Regions from separate parts of the Homo sapiens genome. Here region 2 is linked to region 1. A link is an interaction called in ENCODE POLR2A ChIA-PET data of the cell type or tissue named here. Cell type or tissue: Panc1. All regions are shown on one strand. Each heading gives the region's core, and the rest is flanking DNA. Links, peaks and the distances in the headings are about the cores only. Region 1 holds the start of EGFL7 (EGF like domain multiple 7). Region 2 overlaps NOTCH1 (notch receptor 1).

Region 1 (9,922 bases), core at 646-8,645:
CTCTCTCAGGCATCAGGCACCCTCACCGGGGTCACTGGGTCACTGCTGAGTTCAGCACAGTCAGGGCCATCGCAGAACACTCCTCCCAGCGAATCCACAGGCCCCCAGAGAGTCTCCTCACACCAGAGGTCCCTGGGCTGGTCACCTCTCTTCTCCAGGCCTCCATTTCCAAATTTATAAGATGGGGCTAAACAGCCCTGGGATCTAGTGACGGTGAGGTCGTGGCCACACAACAATTGTTACAGCTGTTACTGCGGGCGCGGCACGTGGGGCTCGGGCCAGCCCAATTCAGCAGCCCCTCAGACCCCAGCCGGAGCCAGCGCCCTGTGTCATAACCCGCGTGGGCGCCGGTGTGAGAAGTGTTCCCTCGGAGCAAGGGGTTTGCTGGGACTCACCTGGCGGAGGAGAATCAGTCATCCCCCGGACAGGGGCAGGAGCTGCTCCTCCGGGTGGTGGGGGCCACCTGTGCCTCCCCGGTCCTGGGGGCTGCTGGTTGGAGAGGAGTTGTGGGTTAGTGCCTATGCACAGTCCTGGTCACCCTGATGTCTGGGGGCTGGGAAGGGGCCCGGGACCAGCTTTCGGTGCTGCTGTGGGACCTCCGCCTGCACTAGGCCTACAGGCCCCTGTCCTGCACCTACCCCGACCCCATCCTGTCCTGAGCTGATTGTCCTCTCGGATCCGCAGCCCCTGGCCTCAGTAAAATGGGGTTATTGCCTCCAGCCCTGGACTCCCTGGCATGGGGATGGGAGGCTGCTGTGAGTGGAGCTGGAGGTCTCTCCATGTAACCCAGGGTGCTGGGCAAGGGGCCTGCAGATGGGTCCGAGAGGGCCACCAGCTTGGTCCTACCTTGGTGCATGGGAGCTGGAGGAAGGGAGGGGCCCAGGTCCCTGGAGAGGAGTCCCCAAAATGAGGCCGCCCCACCCTGCAATCCAGTGGCCACTGCTCTGGACCAGGGGCCCTGGAAGCCCCTGGCACGTGGTCCAAGGGACGACCAGAGCAGCTGCTGTCAGGGGGCGTTCCTCATCTGACTGGGGAGTCCTAGGCCTCCTGGCGCCCTGAGCCCACGCAGGGCAGCTCTTACCTAGCCCCCAGCAGTGAAGTGTTCAGAGTGGGGCCTAGGGGGCCTCTGGGTGGGAGAGCCACCGCCACCCTCCCTGTCCCCTGCCCCTGGCCTCATCTCTGGATCTGCGGTCACTTAACCCTTTGACCTGCCTCCCCACCTCTCCTGCCTGAGTCTGGAAGAGGCGATGGAGCAGAAAGGGCAGCTCCAGGGCTGCCCCGACTCAGCCCTCGCTGCCCCCATCCTGGCTAGGCACCATTTGGAAAGTGGGGGTTCTCAGACAGGCTTCTTGGTGTGGACGTATGAGACAAAAAGTGGGGCCTTCTAGGACCCACTGTGGTTTTGGGGGCTTTGGGATGGGGCTTCAGCCACTCTGCATGAGGCTGGGGAGAGGGAGAACAAGGGCGTCTCCAGGGTCCAAGGGGGGCCCACAGAGTCACCCATTTGCCCACCGCACCCAGCAAGTCATCCCTAAGCCCGAGCCCCACGTCCCGCACCCTGGATTCACACTGCTCATCCTGGCTACAGATGTGGCTTTGGGGTTCCTCTCCCTCGGGGCCAGTTCCCCTCCCCGGGCCCCCGTTGGGTTGCTCATCCACTGCTAGGGAGAAGATGAGGAGACCTCAGCCCTCGGGACACCGCAGGGCGTAGCGCGAAGCCCCTCACAGCGGGCCCAGCCAAGCTGAACTTTGCTGCCAACCACAGGGGCTGCTCTGCGGAGGGAGAGAAAGGCCAGAGGGTGGGGTTCAGGGGAAGGGCGACTGGGGGTGAAGTGTTGGAGTCAGCAGACTGGATTGGGATCTACGCTGGGCCACCCACTAGCAGGCGTTTGGCCAAGGGGCCTCAGTGGCCTCCTCTGTGCAGAAGGGGAGGAGACTGGGACCCCTCCCCTGTGACCTCGCTGGGGAGCAGATTGCGGAGCAGCCAGCAGGCGCCACGGTCAGCGGGAGTGAGGGGAATGGGGGGCCCGCCCTGTCCGCTCCCTGCCCCTCCGAGGCCACCCCTGCCATACCTGATGCTGCTGGAGCCCAGGCGTGGCCATGGTGGCCGCTGCTGTGTCCTGGGACTGGAGATGGACCCTAGCCCTTGCTGGGGCCTCAGGCCCACTGGCCGCCTGGAGGCACCTCCTGAGGCCCACCTGCCTGGCCTGTCCACAGGAGCCTCCCTTGCAGCCGTGCAGGGCCAGCTTGGTGCAGGGAGGCTCCCCCCGGGCGAGGAAGGGCGGCTTTTTATGCTCCGTCCTGGGTAATCGGGATTGGGATGGGCCCTTCCCAGCCGGACTTCCTGTGTGTGTTCTCCGCTGATAACGGGGACGTGTCGTCGGACAAACAGGAGGCTGAGGGGGGTGGGGGCCACCGTGTGAGGGGGCCTGGACAAACTGCCCAGGGGTGGGGAAGCCGTCCCCTGGGCCATCAGAGTCTAGCCCCAAAACAGCCAGAAACCAGGGCTGGACCCTGCTGGAGACCCTGGGGAGAGTGTGGGGTGGAGGACGCAAGCCCAGGGCCCTCCCAGGACCGTGGGTTCACAGGCCATGCTCACGTGTGGCTGGACAGAAGGGAGCTGCTGCATCTTTGGGCCAAGGATGCTGGGCCCTCCCCCAGGACACCCCCAGATGTGTGTGACACAGCACGGGAGCTTGGAGGGGCCCCAGGCCAAGGCAGGGACCAGCCACACAGGAGCCTTGACCAGTGAGGGATGGCGAGTGGCGAGGCCCGGCAGGAAGGGACTGGGGTGGCAAGACAGGCTGAGCGGTCCGAGAACAGCCTGTTCCGTGGGTCCCTGAGGCCCATGGTGAGGGGGTGACGGGAGGGGACAAGCATGGAGTCCAAGCTCTCTCCCCTAAAAGAGCTGCCAGTGAGGCTGTGAGCCCCTGCCCTGGAGATGGGCAAGCAGGCCCAATGCCCTCAGCCCCACTTCACAGGGGTGCTCTGGGCTGGCAGCAGGCTGCGGCCGGGGGTGTGGGGAGGGATGCGGGACACTGTGGGTGATCACAGGGGGTGCTCTGTCAGATTCCCGGCGTCCCAGCCTCCAGGTCTGACCCTCATCTTCCCTGTTCACACGGCAGTGGGAGCCTCAGGCCGAGCGAGCCACTGTGGCAAAGGTGGGCTGGGTGGGAGGGGACACGGTGCCGAAGGGAGCTGGGTGGCTTTGGAGGGCACGCCTGGAACCCCAGGAGAGCAGGGCCTCTCCCAACCCCGCTGTCCGTGGGGTGTGAGCCCTGCTTTGGGGTCAGCCCCTGTCGGCCTGATGCCTGGGACACCCCCATTTCCCTGGCCCTGGGCGGTCAGTGTGCCCCCACCTCTCCAGCCCCACTCAGCTGGGCAACTTGAGCCAAGGGAGGCTGGGGCAGCTGGGGAAATTCCCCACGGGACTTTGGAGGGCAGGTGGAAACCTCACCCACACGCGATGCGCCTCCCCCTCAAGCAGGAACCAGCTCCCCTCTACCCACGGCCAGGGGAAGGGTCTGCTCTGGGCGCCAGGCTGTGGTCAGGGCTCAGGGCCTCAGCCAGGCAGGACCTCACTCTTCTCCGGGCCTGTTTCTGCACCTGCTTCATGGTCACTGAGCTGGTTTAAGGGGGCGCTCCTGGCACCCAGGCACCGCTGGTCTGAGCGGGAGGGGCCTCTTTCCAGAGGTGGCCCCTGCCCTGAGGTTGGAGCAGATAGGCAGAACCCCATTTCCCCACCTCCTCCACACTAGGCCACCCTGGGATCTGGCCCTTACCCTACTGGCTGCACCCTCAGCCGCCCTGTGCCTCCCTCGGCCCCCTGGCTCTCCCACCCAGGGGCTCATCCTGCCCTGGCCAGCCTGTCCCTCCAGCTGTCAGGAGGGGGTTGCAGTGAAGAACAAGTTGGCAGCAGGCCGGGCCCAGTCCCCCAGGCTGTCACCCAGGAGTCCAGTGCCAGGAGGACAGCCTGGGGAGGACCCAGACTCTGCCCTCGCCCCTGGCTGTAAGCACAGCAGTCAGTTCACCGGGAAGGCCCCCAGCGGGCCAAGCCTTAGCAACTCGTGCACTCGGCTACTTAGCTACTCCACCGTATAGGGGCCCAGTAGGCTTGTGCCCCCATCCCAGGAGGTGCCCTCTTGCCCTCTGCCTGCATCCCTGCGGCCTGCCCCCTCCTCCCCCACCTGCATGCCCCTGGATCTGCCCTGGCCTCCTGGTGGAAGGACCCACAAGCATGGGGTGGGCTAGATCCAGCCCTTTCTGTGTACAGAGGGGGAAACTGAGGCCCAGAGGGAGAAGTGACCGGCCCAGGTGAGCCTGGAGGCCGGACAGGGCTGGGATGCTCGGCACAGGAGGCTGCCTCACCCTTCCTTCCTCTTCTTGGGGAGCCCCATGTCCCCCACCCCAGCTTGTCCTATGTCCCAACCTGGAGCAGCCCCTGTCATCAGACCTATCCGGCCAGGGGACAGCTCGGGGCAGGAATAGCTAAGTAGCCGAGTGCACGAGTTGCTAAGGCTTGGCCCGCTGGGGGCCTTCCCGGTGAACTGACTGCTGTGCTTACAGGCAAGGGGCGAGGGCAGAGTCTGCGTCCTCCCCAGGCTGTCCTCCTGGCACTGGACTCCTGGGTGACAGCCTGGGGGGCTGGGCACCGCCTGCTGCCAACTTGTTCTTCACTGCAACCCCCTCCTGATAAGCTCTGCCCTGCCCCCAGCCCCTCCCCAGGCCAAGACTAGACCCTCCCCAAGGGAAGGAGGCCTGGGCTCAGGCCCAGAGTGCCAGCTTTGCCCTATCCCATAGCCTGGAGCCACCACAGGAGGGGCACTCCACTCTCTTGGGCTCCTGGAGCCTCAGAGGCAGGTACAGGAGGTGGGCTGCGGCCTTGCCCTAATGTCGGGGGCCCAGCGGGGACAGGAGGGGCGGGGGGTTGGCAGGGGACAGACATGGGTTCTTGGACGCCAGAGGGTACTGGGGGTCCAGGGGGTTGGGGCTGCCCCCGGGTTCTGGTATGGGTGGAGCACACTCTGTGCCCAAGGCCCAGGGGCTCAGCAAGGGGCAGGCGGGCCCCTCCCTCACCCTCCGGTCCTTGGAGGTGCCCCCTTCCCTGCCCTGGCCGCTCTGGTGGTGTGTGTTTGGGATCATGGCACAGACCTTCAGCAGGGAATCATTTTGGGAGTCAGCAGTGCCTCCTGCCCAGGCTCCAGCCCCACAGAAGCCAGGCCGGGCCCCACGCCTGGCCTCCTCCCCTCACCTCAGGGGCCCAGCACAGAGGGGGAGACCTGGTGGGAGAGTGTGGCCACCCCAAGGCCTGCGCCTGTCCTCATCTGGGCACTGGAAGGTCTGGAGCCCAGGGCTTCACCCTGCCTGGGGTGGTGTCAGAGGTGGAGGCCCGGCAGGGGCAGGAAGCTGGAGCTCTGGTCCCAGCTTTGTGCCCCACACAGGCCTCAGTTTCCCCATTGTCTCTCTTGTCAGCAGGGCCATGTTGTCCAGTGGCCTTCCAGCCACCTGGGAATGTTCTGAGGTTAGTTATAAGGGGAAGGGCTGCCTTACCTTCCCAGAGCGTGCTGGCTGGGCAGAGAGGCGTGGAGGGGCCTGGCAGAGCCCCCCGGGCCCTCCCGGGCCTCCCGGACCCCTCACCAGGGTGCTTTTGGCCTCTGAAGCCCCAGGAGAGGGCAGACTAAGCCCCTGGCAGAGGCCAGCCTGGGCATCTCAGGTGGCGCGAGACAGAGGGGCACCAGGCGCGGCCGCGGGAGCCGGGCTGCAGGAGGTGCAGGAGGAGGGAGTGAAGCAGAGTGCGGGAGGGATGGGGCTTCCTGTTTACCCCGAGCGCCCCCCGGCCTCGGACGGGCTGGCTCTGTCAGCCACGGATGTGGTGGAACCTTCCCATCAGAGGACGTCCCGGACCCGACGGGGGCTGGAGGGAGCTGCCAGGCAGGGGTGCCTGCGGGCAGAGGAGCCGTCTGCTCCCGAGCGAGGGTTTGGGCAGGGAGAAGTGAGGGTCCCCAGCCTTTCCTCTCACCTCTCCCTGCCTGCTCCGGCCCCTGACCCACGTCCCAGAGCGACACCCTCTGAGTTGAGGGGCTTCCATTTTCAGAGGAGGCAGCTGGCTCACAGGTGGAAGCCGCTTGTTCAAGGGTGGAAAACGGAGGCCCAGGACTGGAGTCCGGGCGCCTGAGCCTCGGGGGTCGCCCGGGGGACCCCTCGCCCTTCCCCTGGCCGCTCCCGTCTCCCTTCCTGGGGCTGCCCACTGCTCCAGCTGATGGCGTGGAGGAGTCCATGGCCTTGTGGGCTGGCTTCTTGGCAGGTCCCCACCGGCTTTGCATCTGAGTGTCCCCTTCTCCTGACATTGCCCCTACCCTGGTCCGGTCCACCCCGCTTCCTGCCTGGATAACAGTCGCCCCTCCTCGGCCTTGCTGGGCGCCGCTGCCCTTCACACCCAGTGCTCAGGGAGTTTCGCGGAGGGACACATCGGGTTGTGTGACCTCCTCCTAAGGCGCCACCACACTCAGCACAAAGTCCAGTCCTGCCGGTGCTCCATGCCCCTGCCCGGGTGCGCGCTCCACAGGGCAGGGACCCGGACCTGGAAGAGGTGACTTGGAGCAGGTGCGCAGAAAGTGCGGAGTCCCCCACTGCGCCGGGCGTGTCACCCGTTGGTGGCCTGGCAAACTTGAACTGCAGCGAGACGTGGGCTTAGAGATGGGAAAGTGAACCTGAGAGGGGCCGGCAGCCCGGGCAGGAGACACAGCCCCTTGGCCACACCCCAGGGGACCGGCATGCCCCACTGCTGGCAGCAGGTGATGGGAGCATCCCTGGGAGAACAGACTCCCCCCAGTTCTGCACACACTGCTGGTGCCTTGGAGCTCTTACCAGCCTGGGGGCTTAGCTTTGAACATCTTCGTGTTATCTTTTGGCAGACGTGAAGATAAATGCAGTTCCCTTAGGCTGTCCCTGGGGGGTCCCCAGTCCCAGGAGGGGCAGGAAGCCAGGGAATGCCCTGCAGTTCTCAGGTCCCCTGCCAGCAGTGCAGGAGCATTTGGCCGCCCCACACCCTTGTCAGCACTTGCTGTTGTCTGTCTTTTTCATTTTAGCCATTCTGATGATTTTGCAGTGGTATTGCTGTATTGTTATTTTTGTTCATGTAGGAAGGTGAAGAAAATCTTATTTTTTAAACGGCAGAATCCGTCCCTAGGGAGAGACTTGCTTCACAGGGGAGACACCTGGCTGGGGTGAGAGCGCAGTGTGGGCTCAGGGGGCTGTGTGCTGCAGGCTCCGTGGATGTCCCCAGCAGCACCCAGGGAGTCTGGAGGGGAGGAGAGAGAAGAGGCCTCCACTGTGGAGTGAGCCTGGGAGAGGGGTCCCCAGATGGACACTGGGTGCTGCCTGGCAGCTCACGAGGTGGGCACTGGTGGTCTGACTTGAGAAAGCCTTGTGGAGCAGCGTGAGCCCCAGATGGAGCCCCTAGTGTGTGGGGCACCCCTCCCCTGGGGATGCCTGTGCTTCTGGGGTCTGTGGGCTTCTGGGAAGGGTGTGGGGGGTCCCTCCCTGGAGGCTTCATCCCTGTCTCTCTTGCGGGGTTGTCATAGAGCTCCAGTAGAGTCAGGGACCATGGGTGCCCTGAAGGCTTCTCTGCCTCAGTTTCCCCTCGTGTCAGACCAGGGCATGGAGGGTCTTCGGAGCCCTGGGGAGGGTCCCGGGGTCTCCAGTTCCCAGTCATGGGGCAGACAGTTTGTGCCTGGGTCCTTCCCAGGAGGGAGGAAGGAGGGGTCCGTAGCTTCCAGCAGATTCTTGAAGGAGGGTCATGTGACCCTCGAGTGAGTTCAGAGTCCCCACCCAATGCAGCTGCCAGGGCCTCGCGTGTCCCTTCGGGGTCCTCAGCGCCACGAACGGGGCTGGTCCCAGTGTCCAGCTTCTGGGATCCCGCTCCTGCAGGCCCTGGAGACTGCTTCCCACCCCTGCTGAGGTTCCCATGGGGCTGAGGAAGGGGGACTTGCCGGCCCCCTGAGGCTGCCCTCACGCCTGGCGCCAGTACATGGCACAGAAGTCCCACTCGGTGGGCTGTGATTTGCCCAGGCCCGACAGATGGGGCAGCCGTTAACGTCAAGAGGAAAAAGCACTTCATCTCCCGCGACGGAAGGAGAAGTTCCCGAGAGCTCAGGGCCTGTGGGGCAGCCAGTTGAGGTGGCGGCAGTTCAGCAGCCCGGCCCCCAGCTGGAGCCGCCCTGTCCTCTCCCCACCTGCCCGCCTGGGGAGATCTGGGGGCCGCCCTGTCCTCTCCCCGCCTGCCCGTGTGGGGAGAGCTGGGGACCAGGCGCTCCAAGCTTTTAGGGGAGAAAATAGCGGGAGAGACGGTGTACGCCTGTGAGCAGGTGCTGCGTTCGGGTGTCTCCTCCTGGGGCCGTTGCCCTGGCCCTGCGAAGTGGAGGCAATGATCTGACCCCATCTACAGATGAGGAAACTGAGGCCCCATGGGAGTGGCTGCTCAAGCTCCCAGGGCCTTCCCCGGCAGGGCTGGACTGGAACCCAGAGCCACAGGGACCCCAGTCTCCGCAAGGCACAGTGGTGGGGGGCCCCTCCCCTGGGGATGCCCGTGTGTCTGGGGTCTGTGGGCTTCTGGGAAGGGTGTGAGGGTCCCTCCCTGGAGGCTTCATCCCTGTCTCTCTTGCGGGGTTGTCATAGAGCTCCGGTAGGGTCAGGGACCATAGGTGCCCTGAAAGCTTGTCTGCCTCAGTTTCCCCACGTGTCAGATCAGGGCGTGGAGGGTCTTGGGAGTCCTGGGGAGGGTGCCGGGGTCTCCCTGTTCCCAGTCACAGTGCACACAGTTTATGCCTGGGCCCTTCCCTGGTGGGGAGGGAGGAGGGGTCCATAGCTTCCAGCAGATTCTCGAAGGAGGGTCAACAGAGCCCCATGCAGGTGGCCCTGGGCTTCCTCCAGTCCCCGAGTCCACACTCCTCAGCACCAAGGCTGCCGTCATATTATCACTATTATTTAATACCCTTAAAAAATGTAAAGAGAGAAAGGGAAAAAAAGGCATCTGCCTGGTCAGGAATCTCTGTTTCCTCTCAGCCAGGAAACAGGAAGTGAGTGTTCGGGGAGATTGGGAACCAGCCCTCGAGAACAATAGAGCCCCCCCAGAGCCCCCCAGAGGGGAAGGGGAACTGCGTCAAGGGGTGGGGGCTGCCGGAAGCCTGACCTCTGCCCCGCCAAGCGCAGAGGGGGCCTGAGGCATAAATTTAGTCTCCTTTTCCTGATGAAAGGCTCAGATGCCCTACTGCTGGGGCTGGGGGGAGGGCAAGGCTGGCCTGGGTCCCTGGGGCCTTAGGGACCATCTAACTGTGCCCTCCTTTCACCTATGGGTAAACTGAGGCCCAAAGAGGGGAAGAGCCCTGTCTGGGGGACTGAGGGTGCCGAGCTCCCGTGGCTGTCTCGTTGGGGCTGCAGGCTTTGCTCGGCTTAACACCTGCTGGACCTGGGCACCCCCTCACGTCCCTGAATAAACATAGCGGGTTCTGGTGGAGGCGGGAGGGCAGTGCGGGCCCCTGCAGCCAGCCCTGGCCATTCCTGCCAGCCGTGTGACCCCAGGCAACGCCTCACCTCTCGAGCCTGGCTTTCCCAAGTCACCCTGGCCCGGAGCAGCCTGAGAGGCAAGGCTGCCACCAGCCCGTGCTCCCTCCAGCCCTGCCAGGTGTGCGTCCCCACCTTAGCACCTTGCAGTCTCCACCCCAGCACCCTGTCCTGCATCTCTCCACACCAGCACCCTGCACCCCTGCATCCTAGCGCCCTGTCCTGCATGTCTCCACACCAGCTCCCTGTCCTGCTCTGGGGGGCGGCTCCTTCACTCCCCACTAGTGCCCTAGGGTGACTGTGTGAAGGTGGTCCGGGCCCTTCCCCAGGCAGGGAGGGGACACGGGGCAGGTCCCTCCCC
Region 2 (9,922 bases), core at 1,873-9,872, 140 kb after region 1:
CGCTGTGGCGGGCCGGCCGCGACCCCCGCCCCACCCAACTCCGCCCCCTGCTGCCCGCTGTCTCCGGAGCGGCGGCTGTTTGGGGCTGGCTCCTTTTCTGGGCCCCCACCTCCCTGAAGCCCCCACTGCCCCTTTCCTCCTTCCTGGGGCCCTGGGAGCCAGGGCAGGGCCCCCGTGCAGCTTTCAGCAGCTCCAGCCCAACGGCTGCAGGCGCTGGGGAAGACCACAGCTCAGGTGGGACCGCAGGTGGTGGCTGGAGGCAGCCATCCCACATCGCAGCCCCCAATCTCGTGGTTTTGTGCTCCAACGGTGAACAGGCCTGGTGGTGCTGGGCTGTCGTGGGCCCCTTGGCCCCCTCGGTGCCTGCATCCCTCTCTCCTGTCCAAGATGGGGAAGGAAGCCGGGAGCAGAAAGGGAAGAAAGACCCAGCGGCTGCAGGGCGCCTTTCAGGGCCTCCTAGCCACCGCAGAGGCTCCAGCCAGCTGTTTGAACAGGGGTTGGGACACAGGGTCCTGGCAGGTTTGAGGAGCCCGGGGCCTTCCTTGCTATAGCTCTTTGTTCTGGGGGATTTGGGGAGGCCAGGGAAGGGGCTGTGAGCAACGAGGTTCCAGCATCTTCCCAAGCCTCCTCCATCCCCCAGGGCTGGGCTGCTTGGCCGTTCCAGTGGGAGAGGACCCGAGGTGGGACCCCGAGCCCCCTGCCCAGCTCATTTCTTAGCAGCCGGTGCCTCCTGGAAGGTGGGTGGTGCCCACTGGGATTGGGGAAACTTGGTCTAGCCTCTACCCAAGGGAGGGGCTGAGGTCCCAGGACTCCCCCTGCCCCAGAAGCCTTGGTCCGGGCTAGAGCTGGGCTCGTTGGCCTCATGGAAGCCTGCCTTGGGAAGCATCCCCACCCAGGTCTGGCCTTGTCTCCCCGTCTCCAGTAGGGGGTCACAGTGTCCCCCCAGCCAGTCCACATATGGCCCCATTTGCTTGGGCAGGCCGATGGGTGGGCCTGTCTGTGTGGCCCAGGTCACCTGGTGGGGCCCACTGTCAGTGGCGTAGGTAGAAGGTGGTCAGCCTTGCTGGGTCTTAGCAGAGCACGGCAGGATCTGGGTCTGGGGAGGGCGTGGGGGTGCCCCTGCCATCACAGGAGCAGGCAGAGTGGGAGCCCTAGACTCCCCTCTGGGCAGAAAGCCCCTTGAGGCTGGGGGCAGGTCCTGCTGGTGAGGGAGGGGTCCCAGGGGCAGGGGCACCCTCAGGCTGGCCGCCTAGCGATTGGCTCCTGCAGGACGTGGCCACGGGCTCCCTGGGAGCAGCAGCTGTTGGGGGTGTCTGGGGAGAAGACCCCCATTTATTGCCCTGTGAGGGACCACACTGCTGCCAGGGGACCCTTGGGCTTCTGTGGCAGGACAGTGGGCCGGGATTGGCAGTGAGGCCCAAGGAGGGCAGGTGGGGCTGGACCTGTGGCTCTGCTGGGGAGCAGGTGGGATGTGTTAAGATGCTGATTTCAGCCGGGCAGCTCCTCCCCTTCCCTTCCCAGGGAGCCGGGGTGTGCAGGGCCGTTCCTTCCCCTCTGGGAAGTGCAGCTCCTGTGCACCGGAGAGGCCCCCGCACTGTCCCTGCCCGTCCCACCAACTGTCCCTGCCCGTCCCTCCACTGTCCCTGCCCATCCCCCTCACTGTCCCTGCCCATTCCCCGCACTGTCCCTGCTCATCCCCAACACTGTCCCTGCCCATCCCCCCCTCACCGTCCCTGCCCATCCCCCCCGCACTGTCCCTGCCCATCCCCCCCCACTGTCCCTGCCCATCCTTGCCTTGGGAGGTGCTGTCACCTGGTGGAGCCATGGGAAGCACCTCTCCCACCCAGGGTCTCTGGTTCCTGTGGCGGGTGCAGAGCCAGCCACATCACTGACACCCCAGCTGGGTTGGGTCCAGCTGACCCCACACCCCCACCCCTCTGCTCGGCCTCTGCCTGTGCCCCCATCCCTGGCCCTGCATGACCATAAACTCCTTGAGGGCAGGAAGTGAGTGAGTCCTACCCGCACTGAGTCCCTCTCACCCCTCCTTCTCATTTTGGGGCGGAGGGAACTGTCTTCTGTCCCCTGGGGGTGGCAGATGGCCGCTTAGCTTAGAAAGGAAAACAGCACAATTTAGAATTCGTCCTGGGTGAAAGGTCTCGGCAGCATCTGCCTCCTGCTGCTTTCTGGAGTCGCATTTCCATGGAGCGGCCCTGGCAGGGAGGGTGGGAGTGGCACAGTGGAAATACTGAGGCGGGAACAAAGTGGTGGCGGTAGAGGTGGCGGGAGCGGCACAGCAGGCGCCGGGGCCACTTGGCACCCTCCCCCCGCAGCCCTCCTGGAGTCCCCGCCCGCCGCTCACCTGCGGGGGGCCCAGATAGGACAGGTTACCCCAGCGCCGCCAGGCCACTGAGCGTGGGGGATGGGACAGGCAGGTGCCGGGTGACCCTAAGAGGGACGCACGGAAGGGGAGTCCACGGGGGCACACCTGGCGTGGGTTGGGTCTCCTCCGTGGGAGCCCGAGAGCTGGGTGGCTTGGTGGACAGGGCAGCTCTCTCGTCCAGTCGGGGGAGACTGGCGTTCCCTATCTCAAGCCTCACTTTTTAGCCCCAGAGGGGTCTCCCCACCGCCCCTGATAGGAGGAGATGCGGGGACGGTGGAAGGTGGGGTGCGGGTCACTCATGGAAGCCCTGAGGATCCCCGTGGGCGCGGCAGCTGTTGGGTGCCACCTCACTCGGCCAAGCCCTGGCGCCCACCTCGCGGCCCACACCCACCTGGCCGCCGGGACAGCATTGAAGACAGAGTGGCCCGGGTACCGGGGGTGTGGCCAGCGCCAAAGCTGTGAAGGATTTGCTCACAGGCTGGTGGTCCTGGCCATGGCCATGCTGCAGGCCTGAGGTCCCTCCCACCTTCTCAGGGACGTCTGGGTGCTGTGCGGAGGGCAGGTGTTCGCCGTCTGTAGGGTGCTCCAGCTCTGTGGCCATGTGGGAGAGAGGTACAGACTGGGGCGGGCACAGGCTGGAGGCTGCCCACAGCAGCAGCGGGAGACTGGGCCCAAAGCTGCCCCCCACACACAGACCCCCACACCTGGCTCAAAACTTTCTCCAGGCTCGGCCCGGTTCCCCCCAGCTAGCGCGTCTCACGGAACCTCCAAGCCGTGGCTGTGGGGCCGTGGCAGGGGCCTTCCCTGTGGTGTCCGATGCCCAGGCTGGGAGTGGGGGCGGACAATGGGCCCTCTCAGCCTGCATTCCCCCACGGGAGCCTCCTCAGGCCTCCGGCTGGGGCTCCTGCCCCACCCGCTGGGAGCAGCTGCCGCCACGTCTGACACCTGCTCCCAGCCGCCCTTTGTCCGAGCACCGACGCCTGATTTATGGGGCGTGTTTTCCTCTTGCTGGCCCGGCGTGATACAGCCTCGTTAACTGGGATGCGTCCGGTTGGGCAGATTCTCCCACAGTCCTCCACGTTGGGGTCCGCGCTCAGGGTGGGGAGTGGGGCCCGGTGTCCGGGCAGAGTGTCGTGGTCCATTCAGGGACAGCCAATGTCCTGTGACCTCAGGGCACTTGGTGGGAGACTGCTCTAGGGGCTCGGACCTCCAGCGTCTCCCCTCTGGGGTCCCCTAAAGCTGTGGGATGGGCCTCCCCTGCCCCTCCTCCCCGTCTTGCCCAGCAGGTGAGCTTTTCCCGCTCCTTGGAGCCTCGAGGGGCCGGGAGGCAGGGGACCAGCTTGCATGGGCCAGGCTGAGGAGCCTCCAGCCCCGGCTTTGATGACCGAGCGCCCTCTGTCCTGTACCCACCCCCTGCCGACTTCAGCGGCTGGGAAAGCAAAAAGGGCCTTTTCTCCAAGCGGGAGCTGTGGCCAACTCCCGCCTGACAATGGGGCATTTATGTGGAGGGAGGGCGCCCCTCCTGTGGCCACAGCCCAGCCCAGCCCAGCCTGTGCACTCCACGGGTTCCCAGCGGCCGCTCCACCTCGGGGACCGGCCAGCCTGTAACTGGATCTGCATGCAGTGGGAACCACGTCTGCCCTCCCAACAGGTGCCCGCAGAGGCAGGTCTGTCGCTGCAGCCCCGGAGTGACCGGCCACATGGGATGGAGGAGGGGGAGCCTCATTCCGGGGCTGTGCCCGTCGCTCACTGGGCTGGCAGGAGCCGTAGCAAGGCCTGAGTGAATTCCCCAGAGCCCCTTTGGAAGGGGTGACATGTGTTTTCTTTAAGCCAGTTGGTTTGGGACTTTTGGCTTCTGGCAACAGATGGTCGGCCAGAGTGGCCCTTTTGCGTTCTCTCTACCCAAGCCGTGGTCACGGGTAAAAGCCTTCGGGGAAGACAGATGCCTCCCGGGCCTTTGGGACAGGGGCGTGGCTGGCTGCTGAGAAACGCACAGGAACCCCCACCCCCAGCCTCCACAAGCCCCTCGGGGTAAGGCCCCCCCAGGCCACTGCCACACATAGCACAGGTTTGATTGGAGACACTGGGGTGGGAATAAGCGGGAGAGGAGGCGAGGACTTGGGGGGCCGGTGGGGGTCCTGTGGGAAGCCGGCAGCTTCAGGGCCGGTCCTGGGGCAGGCGGCCGCCGCAGCCCCGCACCCAGGTGGGCTCCGGAAGGCGGGACGGTTCCCTCTGTACATCCCATCTGGAGGAGGCCATGCCCACCCAGGGCCTGAGCCGTGAGGCTGCTGCCTTCCCGGGCCGCTGGGGCCGCTGAGGCTGGTGGCATGTTCTGCTTCAGAGGCTTCACCACTGGGAAGAGCGGCGCCCGGCGGGTCCCAGACCTTTTCCCGGAGCGCAAGGCCAGGAGGTGACTGGGGCCGGAGATTTATGACCACAGCAGGTGGCTGGGGGGGGCAGGCTCTGCGCCTGTTGCCGCAGGGAACAGGTGAGACCAGGCCTGGGTGGAGATGCAGGACCCCTCCCCTGGCTCCCCTTGTTCTCTCTGAGCCCAGACTGTGTGTCCGGGGTGAGGGGCAGCCTTTCACCCACCTTGACGGGGTTGCAGAGACCTGGCAGAGGGACCTCCTCCTGGCACCTTGGTTTCCCCGGCTGTAATGTGGGTGCTTCTGCTCCTGGCTGATGTGCCTGGATGTGAGTTATGAAGACTCAATGCCGAAAGGGAAACGTGTCTGGGGGCTGAGCGTGGGCAGGGAACGGGCCAGCCTTCATCCCCAGTGCGATCTTGACATGAGATGTCCCATCCCCATTGCAGTCTCAGCCTGAGGTGTCCCATCAGAAAGGCTTCCTGGCCGGGCGCGGTGGCTTACGCCTGTAATCCCAGCACTTTGGGAGGCCGAGGCGGGCAGATCACGAGGTCAAGAGATCAAGACCAGCCTGGCCAACATGGTGAAACCCTGTCTCTACTAAAAATACAAAAATTAGCTGGGCATGGTGTCAGGTGCCTGTAGTCCCAGCTACTCGGGAGGCTGAGGCAGGAGAATCGCTTGAACCTGGGAGGCAGAGGTTGCAGTGAGCCTAGATCGCGCCCCTGCACTCCAGCCTGGGCAACAGAGCAAGACTCAAAAAAAAAAAAAAAAAAAAAAGAAAAGAAAAAGAAAGGCTTCCACGTAGGAAGGGGCTGATCCACACTTTCCGTGGCTGCCATCATGTTGACACCTGAAGGTTGGAAAAACCACGGCCTTTGTTACTGCCCAAGCAATGCCTGTTCGCTTTAGCAAAGCTGGGAAGAAAAGCAGATAGGCCTGCAGACCCGGAGGCTCTACGGAGCTAATGCACCCGGCTCCTCTCCATGGCTCTCCGCGGGTGTAGACCCAGACCCCTGCCCGGGCTGTGGAGTCCAAGCTGGGTTCTGCTGGAACATCCTAGTCTCTAGCTTGTTCCCCAAGTTAGCAGTCATTTGTCTTCTTCTTTCTTTCTTTTTTTGAGTCTTGCTCTGTCACCCAGGCTGGAGTGCAGTGGCGTGATCTCGGCTCACTGCAACCTCTGCCTCCTGGGTTCAAGTGATTCTCCTGCTTCAGCCTCATTCAGTGGCATTCAGTACATTCCCAAAGTTGTGCAATCGCGGCATGTGTCTGGTTCCAGAACATTTTATCAGCCCTAAGGGAACCCCGCTAAGCAGCCGTTGTGCCCGTGCCCGGGGTGTGGGGGGAGGCGGCTGTGCCCATGACAGGTTCCCGGTGCTGAGTGGCGGGGGCGCTGGGGAAGCAGGTGGGAACTAACTGCCCTGGCACATCTGCCAACAGCTGTGGCGGGGCCTTCGTGGGCCCGCGATGCCAGGACCCCAACCCGTGCCTCAGCACCCCCTGCAAGAACGCCGGGACATGCCACGTGGTGGACCGCAGAGGCGTGGCAGACTATGCCTGCAGCTGTGCCCTGGGCTTCTCTGGGCCCCTCTGCCTGACACCCCTGGACAATGCCTGCCTCACCAACCCCTGCCGCAACGGGGGCACCTGCGACCTGCTCACGCTGACGGAGTACAAGTGCCGCTGCCCGCCCGGCTGGTCAGGTGAGGGAGGACCCACAGCCTGAGGGGTGGGCAGACCCAGGCCCGCCGCCAGCTGCCCAGGCAACTTGAGGTACTTGGCGGGATCCAGGCCCGGGTCTCTGACCCGGAAGTAATTGGGAGCCCCTGCCCCAGGGTCCCTGCCCCCCTCCCAGACCTGGAATCGCCTCGTTTTCAGCTGCTTGCTCTGGCCCAACTCTTGCTGTCCCCGCTTCTGCGAGACAAGGGGAGCCTCTGTGTCCAGGCCGCCCCTGCCCCCTTCCTCCTGCCGTGCACTGGCCCTCACCTGTTAGGGTGAAGGGTGTCTGGAGGTGTCAGCTCTGGGAAGAGACGGCCCAGGCTCAGGCCTCTTGGGAGCTGTGGTCCTTCATCTGCCAAAGGCGACCGGTCTCACGGCAGGTCCTGAGGATCAAATGTGATAGCACCTAAGGTGGAGCCCAGGCTGGCACCTCCAGGTGGCCTGAAGGGAGGGAAGGCCCGGCCTCGGGGAGCAGTGAGGCCAGCACGACCCTCTTGTCCCCTTGTCTCCAGGGAAATCGTGCCAGCAGGCTGACCCGTGCGCCTCCAACCCCTGCGCCAACGGTGGCCAGTGCCTGCCCTTCGAGGCCTCCTACATCTGCCACTGCCCACCCAGCTTCCATGGCCCCACCTGCCGGCAGGATGTCAACGAGTGTGGCCAGAAGCCCGGGCTTTGCCGCCACGGAGGCACCTGCCACAACGAGGTCGGCTCCTACCGCTGCGTCTGCCGCGCCACCCACACTGGCCCCAACTGCGAGCGGCCCTACGTGCCCTGCAGCCCCTCGCCCTGCCAGAACGGGGGCACCTGCCGCCCCACGGGCGACGTCACCCACGAGTGTGCCTGCCTGCCAGGTAGTGCTGCCCGCTGGCCGGGGTGCACGAGCCCCTCCCCGGCTGCCAGGCCCAGGGGGTGGGAACGGGGCGCCTGGTGTAGGGGCAGCCCTGGGAGGGCCCATGGCGGGGAGTTGGGAAGGCGGGATGGCGAGTTCCCCAGACTGCGTGTGGTGTCGGGGGGACGCGTCTGGAGCGGGGTGTGCGCTGGGAGGAGGCTTGCACAGGGTCCAGGTGCCAGCCCGTGTCTCTGGAGTTTCCCGGAACTCACATTCGAGCTGTAGGACGCCCTGCCTCCCCCCAGTGCAGGCACCCTGACTTGCGCAACCCCCAGGGTTTCCCCTGCAGTGGGGCTGGGGCCGGAGAGGGCGTGGGAGCTGCGGGGGCACCATCACTTCCCAAGCCATGGCCCTTCCTGCCATCCTGCTGGTCTCCTGCGGGTGTGGGTGACAGGTAGGCGCAGCCGCCTGCCCGTGTCCCCAGTGCTCCCCGATCCCCGTGTTGTACGTAGGAGCCTCTCTGCTGTAGTTCTTGTTTGAGTAAATTTTGCAGCAGCTCTAAAAATAAGGAAGAGTTTTGAAAACCTCCAGTCTCGGCCGCGCGTGGTGGCTCACGCCTGTACTCCCAGCACTTTGGGAGGCCGAGGTGGGCAGATCACAAGGTCAGGAGATGGAGACCATCCTGGCTAACACGGCGAAACCCCGTCTCTACTAAAAATACAAAAAATTAGCCAGGCATGGTGGCACGCGCCTGTAGTCCCAGCTACTCAGGAGGCTGAGGGAGGAGAATCACTTGAACCCGGGAGGCGGAGGTTGCAGTGAGCCGAGATCCCGCCACTGCACTCCAGCCTGGGCGACAGAGCGAGACTCCGTCTCAAAAAAAAAAAAAAAAAAGTGAAGAGAAAAAAGAAAACCTCCAATCTCAGCTGCACAGAATGGCTGTTAGGTGGGAATGGGGAGAGGGCATTCAGGCAGGGGTGGGGCTGGAGGGTGCACAGGGTCCTGGCTGACCCACGGGTGGCCCAAGGGCTGCCCCACCCCCTTGGAAGCCCCAAGCTGGCCTGGCCCCTGCAAAGGGGAAGCTCCCTGGCTGCCCAGTCAGCTGAGCCCAGCCACCTCTGCGTGCAGACACCAGACGTGTGCGTTTCCTGCAAGTCACTGGGCGAGCGTGGGGTGGGGACAGACACTCCCTGGCCAGCTTGGATCTCTGCAGGGTGGGGCGCAGAGCCCTTCTGCTGGTGGGGGCTCAGATGCCTTCCTAGCAGCACGGGACCCTACCTCCAGTCACACGGATTGAGGGGCCAAGCTCTTGGGGGGCCGTGGTTCAGGCTAGGGCAGGTGGGGTGTGTGCGGCCTTGTCCAAGGCCACCTGTGTGCAGAGCTGATGCCCACCCGCCTTGGGCAGGGTGGGTGAGGACCTCCTGGTGAGGCCCAGCGGCAGAGATGCCAGGGGTGCTGGGCCGGCTCAGAGCCACTGCCCGTGCAGGGGCAGCTCAGGGCCCTGGGGAGTGGGCAGGGAGGGAAGGGGAGGGGCTGGTGGGGTTCACTCACTTGAGTGTGGGTAGATCTCAGAGGCTGGGGTGCTGGGGGCTGGGTCACCCGTCCGGTGAGGGGTGTGCTCACTGCCTGCTGTGGAGTCTGGCCGTTTCAGGGTGAGATGACCATCCGGGGGCCTCCCCAAATGACTCAGGCCTGCCAGACCCCAGCTTCAGACTGTCCCCGGCGGCCCCTGCACCCAGGCCCCCTGAAGGGCCCTCAGCCACCTCTGGGTGGTCAGGAGCCCAGGAGACAGCTGTGTGTGGAGTCACGGGGAACCGAGATGGGGGCGGCCCTGAGCTCTGCAGGCCCGGGAACTGGCTGGGATTTGGGGTCGCACAGCCTGCCTGGCACGTCAGCACTGTCTCCTCGTGGGGTCGCTGGCCGAGGCTACGTCGCAGAGGGTCCAGCTGGGGTCCACGGGGCTCTCGCTGGCTTCCCGCCCTCTCCCCCACTGTGTGCCTCAGCCAGTGCTTTGCAGGGCAGCCCTGGGGTCGCAGGCCCAGCCAGGGGCCCCATCTGCCTCGGAGCCGGGGTGCAGGGCCCCACACATGAGTGGGACCGGGACTCAGGCTCCAGGCTCTGAATTTTTTTTTTTTTTTTGAGACAGGTCTCTGTCACTCAGGCTGGAGTACAGTGACGTGCCCTCAGCTCACTGCAGCCTTGACCTCCCAGGCTAAAGCGATCCTTCTGCCTCAGCCCCTCAAGTAGCTTGGGACCACAGGCCGGCGCCACCACGCTTTGCTACTTCTTGTATTTTTTTTTGTAGAGACGGGGTTTCGCCATGTTGTCCAGGCTGGTCTTGAACTCCTGGGCGCAAGCGATCCACCCACTTCAGCCTCCCAAAGTGCCGGGATTCCAGGCGTGAGCCACCGCGCCAGGGCTGGGGTCTGGTTTTGGGTGCTCCCCAAGCTGATTTGCATTTTGGATTTTGGTTGTCTCTGGCTGCCTGCTTTTGCTCCGGTCCAGCAGACAGACAGAACGGACGGGGTGGTGGCGGTGGGGCAATGTCTCAGAGGGAGGGGCCGAGCAGGTGGGAGCTCCAAGGGCAACGGGGGTTCAAAGGCATCTCGGGAGGGCGGCAATTAGTAA

What was found. ChIA-PET counts read pairs that join two places held together with the same protein. Peaks named below come from ENCODE experiments on the same cell type or tissue, not always from the same donor. Only the 100,000 strongest peaks of a DNase experiment are listed, where the experiment ranks them.
Region 2: POLR2A ChIA-PET joins it to region 1 with 13 read pairs; 5 of 35 experiments call an interaction of 5 or more read pairs at or near these places.

Annotation. Positions count from the first base shown.
Region 1 is chr9:136,655,259-136,665,180 of GRCh38, reverse strand. EGFL7 (EGF like domain multiple 7) reads right to left here and starts at 2,265. Exons shown (of 11, transcript NM_016215.5): 1 at 2,073-2,265; 2 at 1,558-1,773; 3 at 396-489. It overlaps LNCEGFL7OS (lncRNA EGFL7 opposite strand), which reads left to right and starts at 4,760. Exons shown (of 2, transcript NR_135132.1): 1 at 4,760-4,860. RefSeq lists an enhancer at 9,455-9,922. In Panc1, for the core only: no CTCF peak of the experiment used is centred there; no DNase peak of the experiment used is centred there.
Region 2 is chr9:136,520,244-136,530,165 of GRCh38, reverse strand. NOTCH1 (notch receptor 1) reads left to right here. Exons shown (of 34, transcript NM_017617.5): 3 at 6,187-6,449; 4 at 6,978-7,316. It overlaps LOC124902310 (a long non-coding RNA gene), which reads right to left. Exons shown (of 3, transcript XR_007061865.1): 2 at 6,733-6,848; 3 at 4,589-5,068. Among named protein-coding and RNA genes, the nearest start is that of MIR4673, 5.6 kb to the right of the region's middle. RefSeq lists an enhancer at 2,984-3,855. In Panc1, for the core only: no CTCF peak of the experiment used is centred there; no DNase peak of the experiment used is centred there; H3K27ac peaks cover 330 bases.